Linked DNA regions of Homo sapiens: region 2 is linked to region 1. Evidence: read pairs that join two places in POLR2A ChIA-PET (ENCODE). Cell type or tissue: OCI-LY7. All regions are shown on one strand. Each heading gives the region's core, and the rest is flanking DNA. Links, peaks and the distances in the headings are about the cores only. Region 1 overlaps RDX (radixin). Region 2 holds the start of LOC124902752 (a long non-coding RNA gene).

The links. ChIA-PET counts read pairs that join two places held together with the same protein. Peaks named below come from ENCODE experiments on the same cell type or tissue, not always from the same donor. Only the 100,000 strongest peaks of a DNase experiment are listed, where the experiment ranks them.
Region 2: POLR2A ChIA-PET joins it to region 1 with 16 read pairs; 4 of 35 experiments call an interaction of 5 or more read pairs at or near these places.

The regions. Positions count from the first base shown.
Region 1 is chr11:110,230,079-110,242,427 of GRCh38, reverse strand. RDX (radixin) reads left to right here. Exons shown (of 14, transcript NM_002906.4): 11 at 4,776-4,936; 12 at 6,237-6,329; 13 at 8,949-9,191; 14 at 10,395-12,349. The coding sequence ends at 10,559. Among named protein-coding and RNA genes, the nearest start is that of RDX, 60 kb to the left of the region's middle. In OCI-LY7, for the core only: no CTCF peak of the experiment used is centred there; no DNase peak of the experiment used is centred there.
Region 2 is chr11:110,322,785-110,335,133 of GRCh38, reverse strand. It overlaps LOC124902752 (a long non-coding RNA gene), which reads right to left and starts at 6,733. Exons shown (of 2, transcript XR_007062884.1): 1 at 6,611-6,733; 2 at 3,721-3,940. In OCI-LY7, for the core only: no CTCF peak of the experiment used is centred there; DNase peaks (open chromatin) are centred at 5,633, 6,393 and 6,813; H3K4me3 peaks cover 2,672 bases; H3K27ac peaks cover 2,696 bases.

The DNA of each region.
Region 1 (12,349 bases), core at 1,803-9,802:
AGTCTTGCTCTTGTCCCCTAGGCTGGAGTGCGATTGTGCAATCTCGGGTCACTGCAACCTCTGCCTCCCGGGTTCAAGCGATTCTCCTGCCTAATTACAGGTGGCTGCCACCATGTCTGGCTAATTTTGGTATTTTTATTAGAAACGAGGTTTCACCATGTTGGCCAGCCTGATCTCAAACTCCTGACCTCATGTGATCCGCCCGCCTAGGCTTCCCAAAGTGCTGGGATTACAGGCATGAGCCACCGTGCCCGGCCAGTTTTTTGCCGTTTTAAGTAATGTAGTTCACTGATGCAAAATATATTGGGAATGTTGTGCAGCCATCACCACTATCCAGCTACATAATTATTTTCATCTTGTAAAACTAAAACTCTGCACCCATTAAACAATCCCCATTTCCCCCCTCCCCACAACCCCTGGCAACCATCATTCTACTTTTTGTCTTTGTGATTTTGAGTATTCTACCTGTATAAGTGGTATCATACAGTATTTGTCTTTTTGTGACTGGCTTATTTCACTTAACATAATGCCCTCAAGGTTCATCCACGTTGTAGCATATGTCAGAATTGCCTTCCTTTAAGGCTGAATGATATTCTATTTGTATACCACATTTTGCTTATCTGTTGATGGGCACTCAGGTTGCTTTTGTGTTTTAGTTATTGTGAATAATACTGTTATGAACATGGATATTCAGGTATTGGTTTGAGACCCTACTTTCAATTCTTTAGTTATTTGTTTGCTTGTTTAGATGGAAGATAAAACCATGAGCTTTGTGGGTGTTGTTTTATATATCAGTCAATCAGATGAAAAGAATTAATTATTAAAGTTTGAGGCTGGGTGCAATAGCTCACACCTGTAATCCCAGCACTTTGGGAGGCCAAGGCGGGTGGATCACCTGAGGTCGGGAGTTCGAGACCAGCCTGGCAAACCTTGTGAAACCCCATCTCTACTAAAAATAAAAAAATTAGCTGGGTGTGGTGACACACGTCTGTAATCCCAGCTACTCCGGAGGCTGAGGCAGGAGAATTGCTTAAACCCAGGAGGCAGAGGTTGCAGTGAGCTGAGATCGTGCCACTGCACTCCAGCCTGGGCAACAGAGTGAGACTCCATCTCAAATAAAAAAAAGAAAAAGAAAGAAAGAAAAGTTTGATAGGCCAGCTTGATTATCTGAATTTTAGAAGGCAGATTCTAAAATGAGTAATCGTAGAATATCGCTATGGTAACATCCAGTGCCGTATACATTTTGTCTTTATAGCCAAATAGCCACATAGAATTTTTATATTATTTATTTTTTATTGAGGTAAAATATACACATATAATACAGAATGTACACATCTTTGCCCCCCCGCCCCTTTTTTTTTTTTTTTTTTTGGAGACAGAGTCTCACTCTGTCGCCCAGGCTGGAGTGCAGTGGTGTGATCTCGGCTCACTGCAACCTCCGCCTCCTGGGTTTAAGTGATTCTCCTGCCTCAGCCTCCTGAGTAGCTGAGGTTACAGGCGCCCGCCACCACACCCAGCTAATTTTTTGTATTTTTAGTAGATATGCAGTTTTGCCATGTTGGCCAGGCTGGTCTCGAACTCCTGACCTGAGGTGATCTGCCCACCTCGGCCTCCCAAAAGTGCTGGGAGTACAGGCATGAACCACCGTGCCTGGCCATTTTTACCGTTTTTTTTTTTTTTTTTGAGACGGAGTCTTGCTCTGTCGCCCAGGCTGGAGTGCAGTGGCGCCATCTCGGCTCACTGCAAGCTCCGCCTCCCGGGTTCACGCCATTCTCCTGCCTCAGCCTCCCGAGTAGCTGGGACTACAGGCGCCCGCTACCACGCCCGGCTAATTTTTTTTGTATTTTTAGTAGAGACGGGGTTTCACCGTGTTAGCCAGGATGGTCTCGATCTCCTGACCTCGTGATCCGCCCGCCTCGGCCTCCCAAAGTGCTGGGATTACAGGCGTGAGCCACCGCGCCCGGCCTATTTTTACCGTTTTTAAGTATACAGTTCAGTAGTAATAAATACATTTCTATTCTTTTTCTCCTCCCTTCAACTCCCCCCACCCACTTCCTGGCCTTTGATAACCACCAGTTTATTTATCTTTATGAGATTTAGCTCTGACATATGAGTGAAAACATGCAATAGTTGTCTTTCTGTGCTTGGTTTATTTCACTTAACGTGATGGCTTCCAGTTCCATCCATATTGCTGCAAATGACAGGATTTCATTTATTTTTATGGCTGAATAATATTCCATAGTGTATGTATACCACATTTTCTTTAAGCACTTAGGTTGACTTCATGTTTTGGCCATTGTGAATAGTGCTGCAATAAACGTAGGAGTACAACTATCTCCAATATATTGATTTCCTTTGTTTTGGATATTGCTGGATATTGCTGGATACTATTGCTGGATATTGCTGGATACTATGTTTTGGATATTGCTGGATACTATGGTAATTCCGTAGTTTTAGTTTTTTGAGGACTCTATATTGTTCTACATAGCGGCCTTACTAATTTGCATTCCCACCAACAGTGTATGAGTGTTCCTTTTCTCTACATCCCCGCCAGCATCTGTTACTGCCTTTTTTTTTTTTTTTTTTAAAAACAGAGTCTTCCTCTATCACCCAGGCAACCTCCACCTCCCGGGTTCAAGTGATTCTTAGCCTCTGCCACCCAAGTAACTGGGATTACATGTGCCACCATGCCCAGCTAATTTTTGTAAATCCCAAAGTCCTGGGATTTACAGGCGTGAGCCACCTTGCCCAGCCTTGCCTGTCTTTTTGATACAAGCCATTTTGACTGGGGTGAGATGATATCTCATTGTGGTTTTGATTTATATTTCTGTGATTATAGTGATGAACATTTTTTTCATATAGCTTTTGGCCATTTGTACGTCTTTTGAGAAATGTCAGTTCAGATGTTTTGCCCATTTGTAAACGAGATTATTTGGTTTTCTGCTATCGAGTTTGAGCTCTTTATATATTCTGGTTTTTCGTCCTTTTTTAGATAGACAGTTTGTAGACACTTTCTTCTATTCTTTGTTTATCTCTTCACTTTGTTGGTTGTTTCTTTTGCTGTATAGAGCTTTTTAGCTTGATGTAACACCCATTATCTCTCTTTGCCTGTGCCTTTGAGGTCTTACACAAAAAATCTTTGCCTAGACCAATGTCCTTCTTTCACTTCTTTGGTTAGATTGATTCCTAGGTGTTTTACTTTTTTTTTTTGGCTATGGTAAATGGAATTGCTTTCTTGGTTTCTTTTTCAGATTGTTTACTGTTGTTATATATAAATAGCTACTGATTTTTTTTTTTAATTTTAGTTTTTAAGAAGAGATGATGTCTCACTCTGTTGACCAGACTGGTCTCAAACTCCTGGCCTCAAGCGGTCTTCCCACCTTTCCCTTCGAAAGTGCTGGGATTACAGGCGTGAGCCTAACCAAAGCCTAACCAAAGAGTCATTCTTCTCCAACCCTCTCAAAACCTTCCAAGTGTTTTTTTTGTTTTTTTTTTTTTTTTTTGAGACAGAGTCTTGCTCCGTCGCCCAGGCTGGAGTGCAGTGGTGCAATCTTGGCTCACTGCAGCCTCCGCCTCCTGGGTTCAAGAGATTCTTCTGCCTCAGCCTCCCCAAGTAGCTGAGATTACAGGCGCCCATCACCATGCCTGGCTAATTTTTGTATTTTTAGTAGAGTCGGGATTTCACCAGGTTGGCCAGTCTGGTCTCAAACTCCTGACCTCAAATGATCCACCCACCTCAGTCACCCAAAGTGCTGGGATTACAGGCATGAGCCACAACACCTGGCCTAAAACCTTCCAAGTCTTAACTGCAATTACTCAACTAGTTCTGATCAAGACCAAGAAAATTAAGAACAGTAAGTAAAAGCTTGTAAGTTACAGTTAGCTTTCAAATTTCATGACATATAGATTTTCTTAGTATACAGTAAGGGAAAATAATTCTTTGTAGGACCTTGTACTGTCTTACTAGGTGGCATTCTATTGTCTTCTGTCACAGGGCTTAAATAATTGTCAAAATAATATTTAAAGTTAGTACTGTTAAACTCTCTTAAAAATTTATTTTCCTTTCCTGTTCAACTCATTGGAATAAGAAAAGAGTTGATTTAGTGATCTATGCACCTAAGGATTAAAATTCATGTTATTTATCTCCCAATATTGCTTATCTTCATGCTTTAGGAATGAATATATACCAATAACTCACATTTTTCAATAATTCATATAATCACATCAAAATTCCTATTTTGGGGTCAGTAAATACTGTTTTCAATCTTAATTTCTTGGATTTACTTATTAGTTTAGATAAGTAAAACCTTAATGGAAGTTTTGAAATGTATTATAGATTTCTGAAACATGGCAATTTGTTTACTGAGGTCAAAACTTCAGATGGAGAGATTATTTTTTAAAAATAAAATAGTTACGTGCTTGTAGCCTTTTTACATAACTTGAATTGCAGAAGATTTTCATTTCTCTTTAAAAATTATTAGGCTTTTGCCAAGTTGGAAACGAGGTATAGCGCCTGTAGTCCTAGCTACTTGGGAGGCTGAGGCGGGAGGATTGCTCGAGCCCATGAGTTCGAGGCTGCAGTGAGCTTCTGCACTTCAGCCTGGGCAACAGAGCGAGACCCTGTCTCAAGAAAACAAAGAGGTATATATGTATTTACATGTGTGCTAACTTTTAGAAATTGAACAGATTTGATTTCTTGCTACTATTTTAGCTTCTTTTGATAATGAGAATGATTGGAATTAATCACTGTTGGGGGGAATACACATATTTCATAGAACTAGAAGAACAGACTCGAAAAGCTCTAGAACTGGATCAAGAACGAAAACGAGCAAAAGAAGAAGCAGAACGACTTGAAAAGGAGCGTCGAGCTGCTGAAGAGGCAAAGTCTGCCATAGCAAAACAAGCTGCCGACCAGATGAAGAATCAGGAGCAGCTAGTAAGGAACTGTCTTCTTAGAGAAAAAAGTTTAAATAAAAGCATAGAGTGAACCCTCTAAAAAAGAAAAAAAGAAAAGCAACCATTTTGTGCTTTCTGGAGAGCAAGCCAAAGATAACATGTAACTTAATAACAAAATGTAGACAAAAACCTAGAAAATTTATTTCTGCCTAAACAAAAACCTAAAAATACAAAAGAATAAGGCATTTTTCTATAGATTATTTGTAAATGGAGTCTACTGTCAGCAAAAGGTTCTGATTCACTTTGACATTGGACAGGTTCGGTAATAAGTCAGTTGGCGTCTTTTGCTTTAGATAAATTAATATGTTATAGTTATATAATATAGATATATGTTATAGTTATATAATATATTATAGATATATAATATGTTATAGTTCCTATGAGGCCATAATTGGTTGGGTTTTTTTATTTAGTGGACTTGCAAATAATTAGATGTAAGCGTGTCACTTAAAAGATCCTGGATTTAAATATTAGTTCACACATGTACTTGCTATGTATGTGTCTTTGGGTCTTTCTGAGCCTCAGTTCCCTCCCTTTGAAAAGAGGAATGATGGCCGGGCACAGTGGCTCACGCCTGTAATCCCAGCATTTTGGGAGGCCGAGGCAGGTGGATCACCTGAGGTCAGGAGTTCAAGACCACCCTGACCAACATGGCGAAACCCTGTCTCTACTAAAAATACAAAATTAGCCAGGCACAGTGGTGCACGCCTGTAATCCCAGCTACTCGGGAGGCTGAAGCAGGAGTATTGCTTGAACCTGGCAGGCGGAGGTTGCGGTGAGCTGAGATTGTGCCACTGGGCTCCAGCCTGGGTGACAGAACGAGACTCTGTCTGAAAAAAAAAAAAGGAGGAATGATACTACCTGTTAATGATACTACCTGTTAGGATTATTGGGGTATTAAATGAGATGATTTGACAAAGTGCCATTTAAAGTATATAGCATTAGATAAATATTTTATCTTTTGTGGACTTTAACAAATAGTTTATTGATGGAAATTTTTTAAAAAAGCTTTTAAGTTACACATTTTAAGTTCCTGCTACTGAAAGCAGGATTAACTAGTCTGTAGAATAATAGTAATTTTTTAATTTTGTCTCCTTAGCTCATTACCTAAAGGACTTATTGTAAATAAGCTATTTAAGATCTTAAGAAATACTGTATTTTTTTAAATGGAAGGCTAAGAAAAACATAAACAGCCTAAGCATGTGCATTAAAACTTTGTTGACTTATAAGATTATTCAAAATATGTTATTTTAATTTTGGAATTATATTGTTTACTTTAGGCAGCAGAACTTGCTGAATTCACTGCCAAGATTGCACTTCTAGAGGAAGCCAAGAAGAAAAAGGAAGAGGAAGCTACTGAGTGGCAACACAAAGTAATCATTTATTCATTTACTAGCTTTTATTGAATAGCTTTTATACCCAGGATTATGCTGACTTTGTAGTGATAAGTGTAAGATACTGTCATAATTTAGAGTGGGAAAGATACTCGTGTTATGTGTATTGTAAATATCTATCTACAGATATAAACCAAGTACTTTGGGAACACAGAAGAGGTGATTAATTTCTGGGGGACCAGAGAGTTGTCGGGAGACCCATATACATTTAAGCTGGGTCTTGAATAATGAATTAAATTTTGGGGGTACAAAAGATTGGGATGTAAAATTGGGAATAGTTAGAGACTGAAGAAGTAGTCATTCTAGACAGAGGGAACTGAATGAGTATAGGAAGTATGAATGTATATAATAGATTTGAGGATAACCAATAAGCAGCCGAGGCTTAGTGTTGTTCAGAAATGTTAGGAGATGTGGCCCTCAAGTTTGATAATAGGGAATTGTGAAAGGCTTTAAATAAATGCTCTGCTACAGCAAGGCAGTGGGAGTATCGATTGACTTGGGGCTTAGAAGATTTCAAAACAGGATTGTAACATGATCAGATATGATTTTATAAAAACCATGTAGTGATCAGTGTGAAGAAAGGATTGGGATAGTGGATACTTAAGAGATAAAGACCCAAACTGAGGATGTGAAAATGAGAATAAAGAGGAATGGGAAGATATAAGAGACATTTTGTGGTCACAAAAAGGCATGGGAACCAGTGATTGGATATGAAGTTGAATTATTTTTATTTTTTTAGAGACATGGTCTTACTCTGTGTCCCAGGCTGGAGTGCAGTGGCACAATCATAATTCATTGCAGCTTTGAACTCCTGGGCTCAAGGGATCCTCCCACCTCAGCCTCTGCAGTAGCCGAGACTACAGGCATGCACCATCATTTTTATTTTTGTTGAGAATGGAGGTCTTGCTGTGTAACCCAGGTTGGTCTTGAACTGCTGGCCTCAAGCAGCCCTCCCATCTCAGCCCCCAAAGTGCTGGGATTGTAGGTGTAAGCCACTGTGTGCAGCTGACACCGAGATTTCTAATATGAGTCCTAAGTAGATGAAACCACTGTTGTCTAAAGTAGCACACAATTGTAAAATCAGGCTTTGGTTGGAGAGTGGGGGAATATAAGATAATGAGAGTTTAATTCAAACAACATTAACTCTTAACTGAAAAGATAATTTTTTTACCCCCAAAGATGATATTTAGTTTTAGAAGATGATTTTTCTACAATAAAATGTACTTATACAGAAAACAGTTTTCTTGCACTCTTAAGTAAATCTTTGTAGCAGTTTAAATTTCATTGGGTAATTTTATATGTATTGAAAATTAGTTATATATAAATAAAACTACAAAAGGAATGCTACTGTTAATTTCCCAGTTACTCTACTTGTTTATTAGAATTTTTTAGATCCCTTTTAGGGATGATTTATGAAATTTAGAGACACATAAACTTTAAAAAATTAGCATATTACAGATATCAAGTCTGTGAATTATAGAAAATTAGAAAATGCACACAAAAGACAATTGTATTCCCATAAACTAGGGGAAATACTGCAAAACCTTAGTACATATTCTTCCAGGATACTTCCTGTTTATATATTCAACATGAAATCTTACTGTATGTACTATTTCATTTTAGTCAATTTTCATCTCAGAATATTAGACTATATTAAGAATTTCCCAAAAAGTCTCATAGCTAATTTGCCAGACAAGTGTTCAGAGGACTTTGCATTGTCTGTATTTGCTGTAAGTCTCTTTTAATGGAGGGCAGTTTCTCTTTTTATTATTTTGATTTATTGAAGGGACCTACAGAATGTCTCACCTCCTATATTTGTTTAGTTACTTCCTTGTGTCATTGACCTTATCCTTTAACTCCAGTATTTCCTTTGAACCAGAAGTTAGATCTAGAACCTGGGGAATTCAAATTAAATGTTTTGACTACAGTGCATCAAAGGTGAGACTTCCATATAATTGAACATCTAAACTGGAGTACTTTTGAGAAAAAGGGGGTATTGTTCATAATTACACCAGGACAACAGTGTAACAGGACTTTTCCAGGTAAACCAAGATAATATGATCACCCAAATAATTGGTGATGTTAGATATTTCAGGTTGTATCATATCAGAAGACACTTAATATCTAGTTAACTCACCATTAGTATTTTTTAGTGATCATTGGATTTGAGTAACGACAGTCTCATTCCTCCGTTATTCGGTTACATTTTCCCCTTGTGGCTCAAATAAAATCTATTGGGTGTGAGATTCTTAGGCATTATATGAATATCTATTTCTCATCAACTATTTGCACAACAGTTTTAGCAAACAATTGATAATCCTTGCCAGAATTAATAGTTCTTTTTTTGCATGTATGCTTGTTTTTCTTTTAATCTGTCACTTTGAAGCTCACAGAGTAATTCTAATAGGGTTTGCATAATAATGTTTTTGATTTTCTCTTTTACCTGTTGACATTCTTTTATGAAAATAGAGGTTTCATAAATAGGGCCTATTTTCATTACCTTGAAATACAGTTTCTATTAAAAAGGGAGTATAACTTGATTGTTTTGATTATTAATTTTTGAAGTAAGTTGCTCATAAACGTATTTTTAATGTTCAGGCTTTTGCAGCCCAGGAAGACTTGGAAAAGACCAAAGAAGAGTTAAAAACTGTGATGTCTGCCCCCCCTCCACCTCCACCACCACCAGTCATTCCTCCAACAGAAAACGAACATGATGAACACGATGAGAATAATGCTGAAGCTAGTGCTGAATTATCAAATGAAGGGGTAATGAACCATAGAAGCGAGGAAGAACGTGTAACCGAAACACAGAAAAATGAGCGTGTTAAGAAGCAACTTCAGGTATTTAAAATTTGCAGTTGTATGTGCATTTGAAATATAGTTTGCATTTTCCCCATCTTAGACAAACTTAGTTAAAAAGAATATAGAAGTTTTAATACTGGCTGCCCTTGTGATTGGTTTGTGGGTGTTTGGCCTATAGTCATGTTATTTCATTTCTTCCGTTGTGTGAACCCATTAGCAAATACCTGTTAGCTTTGTATAATCAGACCTTAACTAGTGAGTTATTTAATTACAGCTTGACCCATTTTAAAAGGTAGAAAGTATTCTAATGTCATGTTGAAAAACGTGAATTTAGTTTTTGATCAGTAATATGTACATTGAGGGCCAGGCGCAGTGGCTCACACCTGTAATCCCAGCACTCTGGGAGGCCGAGGCAGGTGGACTGCCTGAGGCCAGGAGTTCAAGACCAGCCTGGCCAACATGGTGAAACTCTGCCTCTACCAAAAATACAAAAATTAGCCGGGTATGGTGGTATGAGCCTGTAATCCCAGTTACTTGGGAGGCTGAGGTATTGCTTGAACCTGGGAGGTGGAGGTTGCAGTGAGCCGAGATCATGCCACTGCACTTCAGCCTGGACAATAGTAAGTGACTCTGTCTCAAAAAAATAAAATAAAATAAAATGTACATTGGAAAGAATGATAGTTAATATACTATGTTTAAGACATTACATAATCTTAATTATTTGTTGAGATTTTATATTGGCAAAAGGTCAGTATATTACATGGACATAACTAGGTCAAAGTAGAGGATTTTAATATTATGAGCTTTCTTTTTTCCCAATAAGTTATCTAATATTTTAATTGTTAAAATCTTTAAATATTAAAAGAAAATGAGGTGATAGTTACAATAAATGTATTAAGACTTTTGGAGAAGGCTTCCCTTGAGGTATAGATTTTAAATCTCATAGTAATATTAGTCTGTAATGGCTACATTGAACTTTTTAGCCATTTCAAGTATTAGATTAGAAAGTTAAGGAAATTTAGAATAATGTACAAAATACCATGGTTGATAAATGTGGAAAGGCCATGTGTATTCCTCCCTTACCACTGCCACCACTATTACTAAAACAAACTTATACCTAAAGAAAAAGGTTTCACAGTGGAAATGATTTGGTATATGTATTTTTGCATCTTAAAGCCATTTTCATAAATTTTTTTAAATCTAAGAAAAAAATAATAGTTGTACTTTTTATTTTTTAAATAGGCATTAAGTTCAGAATTAGCCCAAGCCAGAGATGAAACCAAGAAAACACAAAATGATGTTCTTCATGCTGAGAATGTTAAAGCAGGCCGTGATAAGTACAAGACTCTGCGACAGATTCGACAAGGCAATACAAAGCAGCGTATCGATGAGTTTGAAGCAATGTGAGAGCTGTTATTTTGCATATATGTTCTTCATAAGCTGAACCACCAACAGAGAAAAGCAGGCCTTTGCAGATATGATGGAATGCATCCCACCTTGCCAAAGCACTTACACCAGTTTGACTGTGCTAGCTAAAAGACAAATTTAAGGGGAGCTCTTCAACATTAAGGCAGTATGATATCATGCTTGGTTTTCTTTTTTCTTTTGGTCCAGGGAATGGAGAATGGTGTTCCATTGCCTCTTTTCACATTTTTTTTCTTTTTCTTTTTTTTTTCTGTTGAAGATTAACACTAATTATCACGTCTGACAAATGTGTATGTGTGGTTTCAGTTCTGTGTACATTTTAAAGGATAATGGTGAACATTTTAATGGGTTTCCCTTGCCCTTTCCATATTTAACCTATTTCCACATTCTCTCTCACTCACATTTTCTCAGTGTGCCCTTCTCTTATCTGCCATGTCCATAGCCATAATTCCACCATCATACAGATCAGGCAGTGTTTAAAATGATGGTAGGTAGCACAGTGGACAGTCTTTGATCATCATGTAGAATATGGCTATGAATCAGGAAAGAGATTAGAACATTTAATAATGTATGTACAGCTGGTGCTTAGTTTTTTTTTAATCTAAATTTAATTACCTTATTGGATATTTGATATTTGGTTATTTAATCACAGTCATCTTTAACAGCTTACACTGATTGGTGTTTTATCTCCTGTGATCCTTTGATGGCTTTTTTTGCCTACCATTTCACAGAGGTTTAGACAGCAGTAGTAGCTCCCTAGGAGAGTTTACTGATGAAACAGCCTCTGCAAGATTTTAAAAGTTTTGTTCTTTTATAGACTGATTTAGAAAAACAAATGATTAGTTAAAAAAAGAAAATATACATTTGTTGGTAACTAATGTTATTTTTTAAAACCTGGACCTTTTCTGGAAGGGCAGCATATAAAAACATCAGTCCCGAGGAGGGGACAACAATACTACCTCACTACTACATCTGTGATGACTGGTTGTTCAAACACAATGGAGTGTGTAAGGTATATGTTTTATAATTCATAACCATAGCCTCGATCATCAAGAAATACTTTCGAAATTTCATTTTCCTTCAGAATATCTTAAGAGTGCTAAATTTTTAACTGCCTTTTTGTCGAGTCAAACTGTGGGATTCTGATTTGTATTAAAATTGTAAGCTCCTCACTGGTATACTATCATCCTGGAGGGGTGTTGTATGGCTGAGCAAGAGAGAGAGAGAATGAGAGAGAGACTGTGTGTGTGTGTGTGTGTGTGTGTGTGTGTACTCTGTGTGTGTATGAGAGAGAGAAATGCTAACCTTGTAGCATGTGAAGAATGTCTGTACCTTGATACGATAGTTACATAATCAGTATATTTGGTTTCTAGATCACTGTGCTTATTTTGTTTCAATCTCTGACTAAAAATACTTAAATTTGGTTTGTTAATTCTTATTTTAGAAATTATAATTTTAGTTTATATTAATTTCGGTTATAGCTTACTGAAGAAATCTTTCCAGTTAGAAGGAGGTTCTAATATTCACATGTTCTAATACTTTGTTTATTGTAAAACAGCTAAATTTGGAGATACGTAAAGCCTTGTTTTCTCTGTGTGGTTCAGCTACTTTCCATTTGGTATTACACAGTCAAATTTACATTTATCTATTAAAATTGCCATTTTATTAAACATTTTCATGCACAGTAGATTCAAGTTGTGTCTGAAAATATCTCTTGTGCTTTTTTGATTTTGCTGACTTTAAAAGGATTAATCTGGGCAGACATTATGTAA
Region 2 (12,349 bases), core at 2,042-10,041, 92 kb before region 1:
ATTTATTCTTCGAACCGCCACCAAGAAGCACAATATGACAAAAAGGCAATGATGCCTCGAAGGGAGCGCCAATGGTCTCTCATGATCAGCCTCTGTGTTCCTCAAAGGCAGGATCATTTCTTTGGAATATATTTGAGGTAGCAAGTATACAGCTCCTTACAGACCTTATTTGTAATGGCACAGTGTTTGAAAATATGTAACTCATATTCTTTTACATTTATACATTTGTTTGTTTCCCTGTTGCTTTTGCAGGTCTCTCTATAACCCATCAGTCTTACTATAAAGGTAATATGTATCAAAAAAGGTATTTATATAAAATATATTTAAAACTCATGTCCTAAATCAATGCCCCTATAAGCTGCCCAGAAGTAAGTGGGTTTCTTGATTTGTGTTGTTTCCATTTTGTGGGGTGTGTGTATAAATGAGGCCAAAGTCATACATATAATTCTCATAAGGTCCATGTTTTAAATTTTACCTCCTGAGTCCAATCATCAGTCTACCCAATTACTATTTCTAAAAACAACTCAAAACCTATAGATAGTCACTGCTCAGCAAACTAACACAAGAACAGAAAACCAAAAACACCGCATATTCTCACTCATAAGTGGGAGTTGAACAGTGAGAACACATGGACACAGGGAGAGAAACATCACACACCATGGCCTGTTGGGGGTCGAGGGTTAGGGGAGGGGTAGCATTAGGAGAAATACCTAATGTAGATGACGGGTTGATGGGTGCAGCAAACCACCATGGCATGTGTATACCTATGTAACAAATCTTCAAGTTATGCACATGTACCCCAGAACTTAAAAGTATAATTAAAAAAAAAAAACCCTATAGATAGGCACTCAAGAGGTAAATAATTTGTTGCTGTGCATAAAGACTAGCAGTGTCAGCCGGGCGCGATGGCTCACGCCTGTAATCCCAGCACTTTGGGAGGCCAAGGTGGGTGGATCACAAGGTCAGGAGTTCGAGACCAGCCTGACCAACATGGTGAAACCCTGCCTCTACTAAAAATACAGAAATTAGCTGGGTATGGTGGTACATGCCTGTAATCCCAGCTACTCAGAAGGCTGAGGCAGGAGAATCGCTTGAACCCAGGAGGCAGAGGTTGCAGTGAGCCAAGACGGCACCACTGCACTCCACCCTGGGCAACATAGTGAGACTGTCTCCCAAAAAAAAAAAAAAAAAAAAAAGAAGACTAGCAGTGTCAATTATCGAAAAAAAATGGTATGGCCTACACAAGCATCAAGGTTCTATGTCCACTTTGGCCCAGTACATAGGGAAATTTCCAGCTGGGTCTTTCCATCCCAACTTGGAGGGGGATACATCACCCCTACCACAGGGTGTCTAAAGGAGGAGACTTACTAGAGCATGAGAATGCTACAAGGTAGGTTAATCATAGACAGAGAGCAGGCAGAGGTGAGAACTGGGTGGGATATTGGAGCACTGGGTGGTTAGGGGCAAGAAGCTGTTTTTAGTCTGCTTTCGTGGACTGAAAACATCCTTCTTTCTTCATCTTTTCAAACCTAATTTTCTACATATCTTCCTCCACTCTTGCCCAGCCAGAGTCTTATATAGGTCCTGGAAGTTAAAGCTTCCGCAGTTTTCTTCTTTGAGCTTTTGTTTCTGCTCACAAAGTAACTCATGGCCATCATAGTGCTCTGGGGAGGAGAAATAAAGTGTCCTCCCTAGTGAGAGAATGGAAGGGAAGGGGGTAAGAAAATAAACCAACAAGTGAATTCCTGGAGATATAACCCTGCCACATTCACACAGGATCCTCAGGACCATATTTTTAGATAGTTGCTGTGGGGTGTGTGTGTGTGTGTATGTGTGTGTGTGTGTGTGTATTCTCATGACTAGATTTTCATTTTCCCTGTCTATTGACTTCTTCTACCCAGATCTTTAACATATTTAAGTCTATTGGTTTAAAGCAAAAACAAGAAAACCTCTCTAGATCTTGCATCATCCCTCTTGATCTTGTATCATCCCTCTTGAGTTGCTGTCAAACTCAAGCAGTGGCCTTCAAACTAGGGTACAGGTAACCCTGGAAGTGTGTCAAGACTTAAAAGGGCTGTGATTGAAGGGTAGGCATGCAGTTGCATATAATAAACCCATTTCTGCAGGACACGGTGGTTCACACCTGTAATCCCAGCAACTTGGGAGGCTGAAGTGGGCAGATCACCTGAGGTCAAGAGTTCAAGACCAGCCTGGCCAACGTGGCAAAACCCCATTTCTACTTAAAATACAAAAAAAATTAGCCAGGCATGGTGGTGTGTGCCTGTAATCCCAGCTACTTGGGAGGCTGAGGCAGGAGAATCACTTGAACACTGGAGATAGAGGTTGCAGTGAGCCGAGATCACACCATTGCACTCTTGCCTGGGCGACAAGAGCAAAACTCTGTCTCAAAAAAAATTTTTTTTTAATTTTTAAAAATTAAATAAATAAATAAACCCATTTCCAAACTTCCTATCTTCCTAAGCCTCTGGGTTCCCTTTTCTACATCATGCTAAGGAAGCTCTGACATCAACCTCATTGACACAGACCACCAGTCAGTCCAGTCAGTCCACGTTTTAGTAAATCCATCAAGCATGCTATTAGAGACACCTACAGCTGCATGAGCTAATACATTAAATCTGAAATCTCTAGTAAGTGCAACCATATCATATCATTTAACCCATTTTGATATTCTGTCCTCTTTGGTCTAATCCAAGGGTTCCCAACCCCCCAGGCCATGGACTGGTACTGGTCTGTGGCCTGTTGGGAACTGGGCAGCACAGCAGGAGGTGAGCAACAGGCAGGAAAGCATTACTGCCTGAGCTCCACCTCCTGTCAGATCAGCAGCAGCATTAGATTTTTACAGAAGTGTGAACCCTATTGTGAACTATACATGCAAGCGATCTAGGTTGCATGATCCTTATGAGAATCTAATGCCTGATGATCTGAGGTGGAATAGTTTCATCCCAAAACCAACCACCATCCCCACCCCTCCATTTGTCCATGGAAAAATTATCTTCCACGAAACCAGTCCCTGGTACCATAAAGGTTGGGGACTGCTGATCTAATACCTTTAGAATCTATTTTCATACATATTCTTCAGTTTCTGCTGACACATATTCACAAAACCTTGTAATTTCTTTAGGTGTATAACCTACTACCATCCAGTTTTTCTGGCACTATAAGCATATTGACACACAGCTGTAGTTATGGGACTGATGGAAACAGAGGGTCCTTGTGCTTGGGAACAAAGGACATCCTTTTTCAATGCATGCTCCCCTGAGATTATCACAGGAAAGCTAGACATCTCAACACAAGAAGGAAACGTACTTCTACTGGTAAGGGAGGCTTAGAGTGTCTCAGGAGTCAGAGATTCTCAGGCTAATCTGAATCCAATCAGATGTTCTCATCTCAAGTTTCAAGGAGCCATTATTTCCCAATGAATGCCCTAACTCTCACATGAGATACTTGGTAGAGCTGTGAATTCAACTAATGCTGTAATTCTGCAAAAAAGTTTTATGTTTGATTTTCAGCATTAGCCCTATCACTACAAGAAATGAGATACTTTACTGCTGCCATATTAGTTGTATGATTCTAAGACCATCATTTTATCTAAGAGTTAAAGGACTTGAGCTTGTCATTTTTTCTTTCTCTAAGCACTCCAACACACTTGGAAGAATCTATAATGGTCAAGTGCAGCAGCTGTATAAGCTCCCACAACAGTTACCTAATTAGCATTTAATTGCAATTAATCAGAGGTGATAGCTTAATTGTAATGTTGCTGCATGCATGGGTTACTAGCATCTAATTCCCATCAGCAAAAACCTCAACATTTCACCCAATCCCAAAACCCATCTTTTAGAATCCGTCTTCTGTGACACTTTCAGGTACCAATTCTATAGCAGTCAGGGTCCAGTCAGGAGACAGTAATCACACCAGTAATCTGAACGAGGGAAATTTAAAAGAATAAATTGTTAATATAAGGTATTTAACTACTAAGAGGGTGATATCGTTTGGATATTTGTCTCTGCCCAAATCTCATTTTGAATTGTAATGAAAAAGCTGGAGGTGAGGCCTCGTGGAAGGTATTTGGATCATAGGGGTGGGTTCCTCATGGTTTAGTCCTATCTTTGTGATAATGCGTTTTCATGAGATCTGGTCATTTAGAAATGTGTGGCACCTCTGCACCTCCCCCACAACTCTCTCTCTGTCTTGCTCCTGCTTTCAACATGTGATGTTCCTGCTCCCCCTTTGCCTTCTGCCATGATTATAAGCTTCCTGAGGCCTCCCCAGAAGCAGATGCTGCTCTATTTCTGGTAAAGCCTGCAGAACCATGAGCCAAATAAATCTCTTTGCTTATAAATTACTCAGTCTCAGTTATTTCTTTATAGGAGTACAAGGATGGCCTAACACAGAAAATTGGTACCAGGAGTGGAGTATTGCTATAAAGATACCCAAAAATGTGGAAGAAACTTCGGAGCTGCGTAACAAGCAGAGATTAGGAGAGTTCAGAGGGCTCAGAAGAAGACAGGAAGATGAGGGAAAGTTTAGAACTTTGAGACTGGTTAAATGGTTGTGACCAAAATGCTGATAGTGACATGGACAATAAAGTCCAGGCTGAGGAGGTCTCAGAGCGAACGAAGAACTTACTGGAAACTAGAGCAAAGATCAGGCATATTATGCCTTAGCAAAGAGCTTGGCTGTACTCTTTTCATGCCCTGGGAATCTGTGGAAGTCTGAACTTCATAGTGATGATTTAGGGTATCTGGCAAGAAATTTCATTTTTTTTTTTTTGAGACAGAGTCTCGCTCTTGTTGCCCAGGCTGGAGTGCAGTGGCGTGATCTCGGCTCACTGCAACATCTGCCTCCTGGGTTCAAGTGATTCTCCTGCCTCAGCCTCCTGAGTAGCTGGCATTAAGGGCATGTGCCATCACACTTGGCTAATTTTTGTATTTTTAATAGAGATGAGGTTTCTTCATGTTGGTCAGGCTGGTCTTGAACCCCTGACCTCGGGTGACCCTCCCACCTTGGCCTTCCAAAGTGCTGGGATTACAGGCATGAACTACCACTTCCAACCGACAGAAGAAATTTCTAAGCAGCAAAGTGTTCAAGAGGTGTTATGGCTGCTTCTAACAGTCTATATTCAGATGTGGGAACAAATAAATGACTTAAAGCTGGAAATTATATTTAAACAGGGATCAGAGCATAAAAGTTTAGAAAATTTGCAGCCTGGCCATGTGGCAGAGAAAGAAAAAGCTTTTTCAGGAGAGAAATTTAAGCAGGCTGTGGAGTGACCACTTGCTAGACATGTTTGCATAATTAAAAGAGAGCCAGGTGCTAATATCTAAGACAATTGAGAAAATGCCTCAAAGGCATTTCACAGATCTCTGCAGCAGCCCCTCCCATCATAAGCTCTGAGGCCTAGGAGGACTGAATGATTTTGTGGGTCAGGCTCAGGGCCCCACTGCCTTGTGCAGCCTCAGGACACTCCTTCCCACAACCCAGTCACTCTAATTACAGCCTTGGCTCAAAGGGGCCCAGGTACAGCTCAGGCTGCTACTTTAGAGAATGTAAGCTGTAAGCCTTGGTGGCTTCCAGGTGATGTCAAGCCTATAGATGCACAGAATGCGAATGAAGAACACTTGGCAGCCTTCACCTAGATTTCAGAGGATGTATAGAAAAGCCTGGGCTGGGTGTTGTGGCTCACACTTGTAATCCCAGCACTTTGGAAGGCAGAAGCAAGTGGATCACTTGAGCTCAAGAGTTCAAGACCTGAGCCTGGGCACATGGTAAAACCTTGTCTCTACAAAAAAAATTAGCTGGGAATGGTGGTATTTGCCTGTTTTCCCAGCTACTAGGGAGGCTTAGGTGGGAGGATCGCTTGAGCCTGGGAGATTGAGGCTGCAGTTAGCCACAATCAGAGCACTGCACTCCAGCCCGTATGACAGAGCAAGACGTTGTCTCAAAAAAAAAAAGAAAGAAAGGGAAGGAAGGAAGGAAGGAAGGAAGAAAGAGAATAGACTAGCTGTATTTCCTAGGCTAAGGATTCCTAAGCCTAGCTGGGGAAGGTGACTGCACCCACCTTTAAACACAGGGCTTGTAACTCAGCTCACACCCAACCAATCAGGTAGTAAAGAGGGCTCACTAAAATACAAATTAGGCTAAAAGCAGGAGGTAAAGAAATAGTCAAATCATATTATCGCCTGAGAGCACAAAGGGAGGGACAATGATCGGGATTTAAACCCAGGCATTTGAGCAGGGAGTGGCAACCCCCTTTGGGTCCCTTTCCATTGTATGGGAGCTCTGTTTTCACTCTATTAAATCTTGCAACTGCTCACTCTTCTGGTATGTGTTTGTTCTGGCTCGAGCTGTCCACCACTGCTGAATGCCGCTGTCACAGACCTGCCACTGACTTCCACCACTCTGGATCAGGCAGGGTGTCCACTGCACTTCTGATCCAGCGAGGCACCCATTGCTGGATCGGGCTAGAGGCTCACTATTGCTCCTGCACTGCTAAGTGCCCAGGTTCATCCTAATCCAGCTGAACACTAGTCACTGGGTTCCACAGTTCTCTTCCGTGACCCACGGTTTCCAATAGAACCACAACACTCACCGCATGGCCCCAAGGTTCCATTCTTTGGAATCCAGGAGGCCAAGAACCCCAGGTCAGAGAACAAAAGTCTTGCTGCCACCTTGGGAGCCGGCCGCCACCATCTCGGGAGCTCTAAGAACAAAGACCCGACTGTAACACAAGGAAGGGAAGGGAAGGGGAGGGGAGGGGAAGTGAGGAGAGGGGTCAACTTCCTGTGCAGGTGTGAGAAATTACTCACATAATCAACTTGATAGCCACAGTATGAAACATCAGTGTGACCACAAATACACTCATAAACACACACGCTATCTCATGTTTGATAAATTGTTCATGCGGGTCTTTTTTTTTTTTTTTTTTTTTTTTGAGGCGGAGTCTCGCTCTGTCGCCCAGGCTGGAGTGCAGTGGTGCAATCTCAGCTCACTGCAAGCTCCGCCTCCCAGGTTCACACCATTCTCCTGCCTCAGCCTCCTGAGTAGCTGGGAGTACAGGCGCCTGCCACCACGCCTGGCTAATTTTTTGTATTTTTAGTAGAGACGGGGTTTCACCCTGTTAGCCAGGATGGTCTCTATCTCCTGACCTCGCGATCCGCCCGCCTTTGCCTCCCGAAGTGCTGGGATTACAGGCGCGAGCCACCGCGCCCTGCCAGAGTCATTTATTTTTATTTTTATTTTTATTTTTAATCATGGTAAATATATATAGATATTTAAAATACAAATATTTTCATCTTAACCATTTTAAGTGTACCATCCCGTAGTGTTAAGTATATTCGCATTGCTGTGAAACCAATTTGCAGAACTTTTTCATCTTGCCAAACTGAAACTGTATGCCTATTAAACGATAACTTCTCATTTCCCCTCTCCCCAGCCCCTGGCAACCAGCACTCTCCTTTCTGTCTCCATGAATTTGACTACTCTGAATATCTCATATAAGTGGAATCATACAATATTGGTCATTTTGTTTCTGGCTTATTTCACTTATCATAATGCCCTCAAGTTTCATCTATATTGTAGCATATAATGGGATTTTCTTTTCTAAAGGTGAATAATATTCCATTGTATGTATATATCACATTTCGTTTATCCATTCATTCACTGGTGGACATGGGTTTCTTCCACTTTTGGGCTAGTATGAATAATGCTGCTATGAATTTTGGTGTACAAATACCTCTTCAAAACTCTGTTTTCAATTCTTTTGAGTATTTATCTAGGAATGAAATTGCTGGATTATGTAGTAATTCTACTTTTAATTTTGAAAAATCACCATACTATTTCTCATACCAGCTGTTACTTTACATTCCCACCAACAGTGCACAAGAGTTCTAATTCGTGGGCTGGGTGTGGTGGCTCACTTTGGGAGGCCGAGGCGAGCGGATCACAAGGTCAGGAGTTTGAGACCAGCCTGGCAAACATAATGAAACCTCGTCTCTACTGAAAATACAAAAAATTAGCTGGATGTTGTGTGCCTGTAATTTCAGCTACTTGGGAGGCTGAGGCAGGAGAATCTCTTGAACCCAGGAGGTGGAGGTTGCAGTGAGCTGAGATCGCGCCATTGCACTCTAACCTGGGTGACAGTGTGAGACTCCGTCTCGGAAAAAAAAAACAAAAAAAAAGAGTTCCAATTCCTCCACATCTTTGTCAACACTTTTTTTTTTATAGTAGTCATCCTATTGGGTGTGTGGTAAAGTATCATTTTTTTGGATTCTGTTAACGTGTACTTTATTTTATTATTTTTATTTTCTTTTATTATTAGTACTTTTTTGAGACAAAGTCTCACTCTGTCACTCAGGCTGGAGTGCAGTGGCATGATCTCAGCTCACTGCAACATCTGCCTCCTGGGTTCAAGCGATTCTCCTGCCTCAGCCTCACAAGTAACTGGGATTACAGGCACCCGCCACCAAGCCCAGCTAATTTTTATATGTATTTTTAGTAGAGATGCGTTTTCACCATGTTGGCCAGGCTGGTCTCGAACTCCTGACCTCAAGTGATTCACCTGCCTTGACCTCCCAAAGTGCTGGGATTACAGGCGTGAGCCACTGCACCCGGCCAGTTAGGTGTAGTTTAAACATTTATTTATGTAGTAAGAGCAAAGTCATTCTGTTCTAAATTCTAAATAAAAGAACCTACTTTTCAGTTTCATGAATATCCAGGCAAAATACCTTTGTTTGTGTGTGATTGAATAGACACTTTTATTTCGTATCTATCTTCATTTATTATGTGTGATTGTTCTCAAATACGAGATTTCATTTTCTATTTGCTATTGTTCTCAATGAGGAGCTGGTCAGTGACACAGAGAAAGCAGTATCAAAGCATCAGAGAACATGGAGGTTACCAGCCTCCATGAGCTGAGCTGATCAGCTGTCACAGAGTCCTCACTCCTGATCAACAGTCTCTCTCCTTATCTCTATATGCCCACCCCCAAGTGGACAGCAATCCTAGTTACACCCATGGGAATCCAAGATGGAACTGCCTTCTTGAATAACCAAGAAAGGGAACCCAAAGGCTGGAGCTCTGATGTTGCAATGACATATAGATCTGTGGTTCTTGTTTCTAGCAGCCAGTTACTGGTTTCTTTCTATTTTCTAGCTTCCCTGGGCCATGGAAGGGGCTGCTCACCTATAAACACCTTGGATTAACGAGCCTCTTTCTCTCGAAGTGTGTGTAGAGCTCAGTCCACAATTCAGAATCATGATGAATGGCTAATTCTATAGATTGCAGTGGTTTTTCTTTCTACTTGCCACTATGGTCCCTTTGGGGTATGAAGGACGATCTCACCGATTATTGCAGAAAACTCATTTACCTCCCCCCTCCAGTTATTATGGCCACATCAACTTTATCATCTCCTCCGCACCAGCAGCTGCTGCCTCCCCAACAATAATAAGGCCTGTTGTCCTTGGGCTGCAGCCACCTCACCTGCTGTGGCCATTGGATTTGAAACGGGAGGGGGGTCAGGGAAGTTTTGGGTGGAGAAGGGCAGGTCCTCGGCTAGAGCTCCACCCCCTGGCCTATGCTCACGGACCTAGGTGAGGATAGGCATTTCTGTTTTCAGTGCCCAAATGTTGGATTTGGGCCGCATCCCCATCCTATGCCTATAAAAACCCCGAGACCCTGGTGGGCAGAGACACAAGCGGCTGGACGTCAAGAGGAACACACCTGCGGAAGAGCACACCAAGTACTGGCAGACGACGGCAGGCCATTGAGTGGCAGAACGATGCGGAGTTTGGCCAGGGTGGTGGGAGGAGAGCCCAGACTCTGGGTGGCCGACTCCAGGGGAAAAGTACCTTCCCACTCTATCCCCCTTCTGGCCTCCCCAACCACCTCACTGAGAGCTACCACCACTCAATACAAAACTTTGCACCCATCCTCCAAGCCCACGTGTCATCCGATTTTTCCGGTACACTAAGGCAAGAATCCTGGGATACAGAAAGCCCTCTGTCCTTGCAGTAAGGCAGGGGTCTAATTGAGCTGAGTAACACAAGCCGCCTGCGGATAGCTAAACTGGAAGAACGCACTGTAACACACGCCCACTGGGGCTTCAGGAGCTGTAAATACTCAACCCTAGACGCTGCTGCCGTGGGATGCAGTCCCCACAACCTGCCCGTCTGCATGCTCCCCCTAGAAGTTTGAGGAGCAGGGCAAGGAAGAAGTGAGCCACACCCCATAGCTCGCTCTTCGAGGGAAATGAGGGAACTTTTCCTGTTTCAGATTCACCACAGAGGAGACACCACGTTAGACCACCTATCATACAGGTTGTCTCTGCTACCTCTGCCTCAGCAGCCATTGGGTCTATTGTGATCATATCTGCCGTCATCTCCTTAGTCATTGTCTCGAGTGCCATCTTCTCCACTTCCGTCTCCTTAGCAGCAGCCACAGCCTCCACCAGTGCTGGCCCACCATCATCCTCCACTGTCATCTCCGCAACCTTCATTGTCTATTGTCTGTTTTTTCCCTGAATAATAGAAGTGCAGGATAACTTGTTTCTTTCTTCCAAGAAGAAGATGAGGCTGCTCAAGTTTGAGGATACTTTTTTGCACCAGTTGATTATATTTCTGCATGAGGAATGGATTACTTATTTTAAAAACTAAATTATATCCTGAAAATTCTTAGATTACAAGTGAGGCACCTTGGAGTTGATAAGAAGAGCATGATCTATAATGCAAAGTCAGATTAGCTATTAGATTCTTCTGAAGCATTGGCTCTTTTCAGTTAACAAAATTTGTATCAGCCTGTGCAAATGTGGATGTGTGGATCTGCCAACATTGGGCTGACCATAGATCCAGTCTTAATAAATGATGTTCCTTCACTAACCCTTTCAATGGATGAGAAAGGCTGAGCAATGCCCCAGAGCCCAGGCTTTAAGTCATCACTAAAATAAATAATATTTTGCAATAAATTGTTAAGACTTACTGAAGAATAATTCCTAAAGGAAAGAAATATCTGATGGAAAGTCCTATGTGCTGAGGGGGTTTTGAATGAAGGGGCCTCACAACAAATTACTTGAGCAGAGATGCAGCTGTTTCTTTGGGCAACCTCCTCTATGTATCAGTATATAAAGGGCCTTTGTTTTGGGCCGGTCAGTTTCACAAGCAAGAAATCCTCCAAACTTTGGAGGTCTATAATATAAGCCTGCCTGTAAGACCTCTGGGAGATCCCACTATTTATCATTAAGACTTTAAGGCCGGGCACAGTGTCTCATGCCTATAATCCCAGCACTGTGGGAGGCCGAGGCAGGTGGAACACCTGAGGTTGGGAGTTCGAGACTAGCCTGACCAGCATGGAGAAACCCCATCTCTACTAAAAATATGAAAAATTAGCCAGGTGTGGTGGCACATGCCTATAATCCTAGCTACTCAGGAGACTGAGGCAGGAGAATCGCTTGAACCTGGGAGGCAGAGGTTGTGGTGAGCCGAGATCGTGCCATTGCACTCCAGCATGGGCAACAAGAGTGAAACTCAATCTCAAAAAAAAAAAAAGAGTTTAATTTGACACTCCCACTTTTCAGTGTGGTGATGGCTATCCCCTAATGTGTCTAGTCTTCCAGAGTTCAAAGCCTCTCTGGTTCAACTTCTCCAGAGAGTAAACTTTGCTCCAGTTTTCTGCAGAAGTGAGGGACAGGTCATAGGACAGAAGAGGAGGTCTGACTGGACTAACTGCTCCTTCCAACCAACCCTTCTATTTTCAGCCCAATCTTATGCCCCTATTTTCAAAAGTTACTGGGGACCACATGCCTAAATCTTTCTGGAACTCACAGGCAAAAATAATTTTATTTTCTTGTTTTACCTTCTCCTTGCAGGTGCTTAGGTTAGTTTCTAAGATAGGATTTAAGAAGAAAAGAGAAAATGTATGTGTTCAGTCCATCTTAATTACTTCAAATCTCTCTTATCTTTTTCTGTACTTTGTAAAATTTCATTTTTTATGTATCAAATATTTATTTTGGTGTGTGAAGGGAGATGAGGATATCAGCTGAATCTCACTTTCTACCAGAGCTAGCTAAAGCACACACGGAACATTCTTTATAGTAGAGATCATATACTAGTATATACAGCAAGTCCTGATAAATTTAAAATGATGGAAATCATACACCCTATGTTCTCTAACCACAAGGAAATCAAATTATAAATCAATAACAGAAGTTTAGGGGATTTAGCAACACACTTCTAAATAATCTTGTCAAAGGATAAATCACAAGGAAAAATTTAAAATATATTAAACTGAGTAAAAATGAATACACAACATGTCAAAATTTATGGGACGTAGCTAAGGT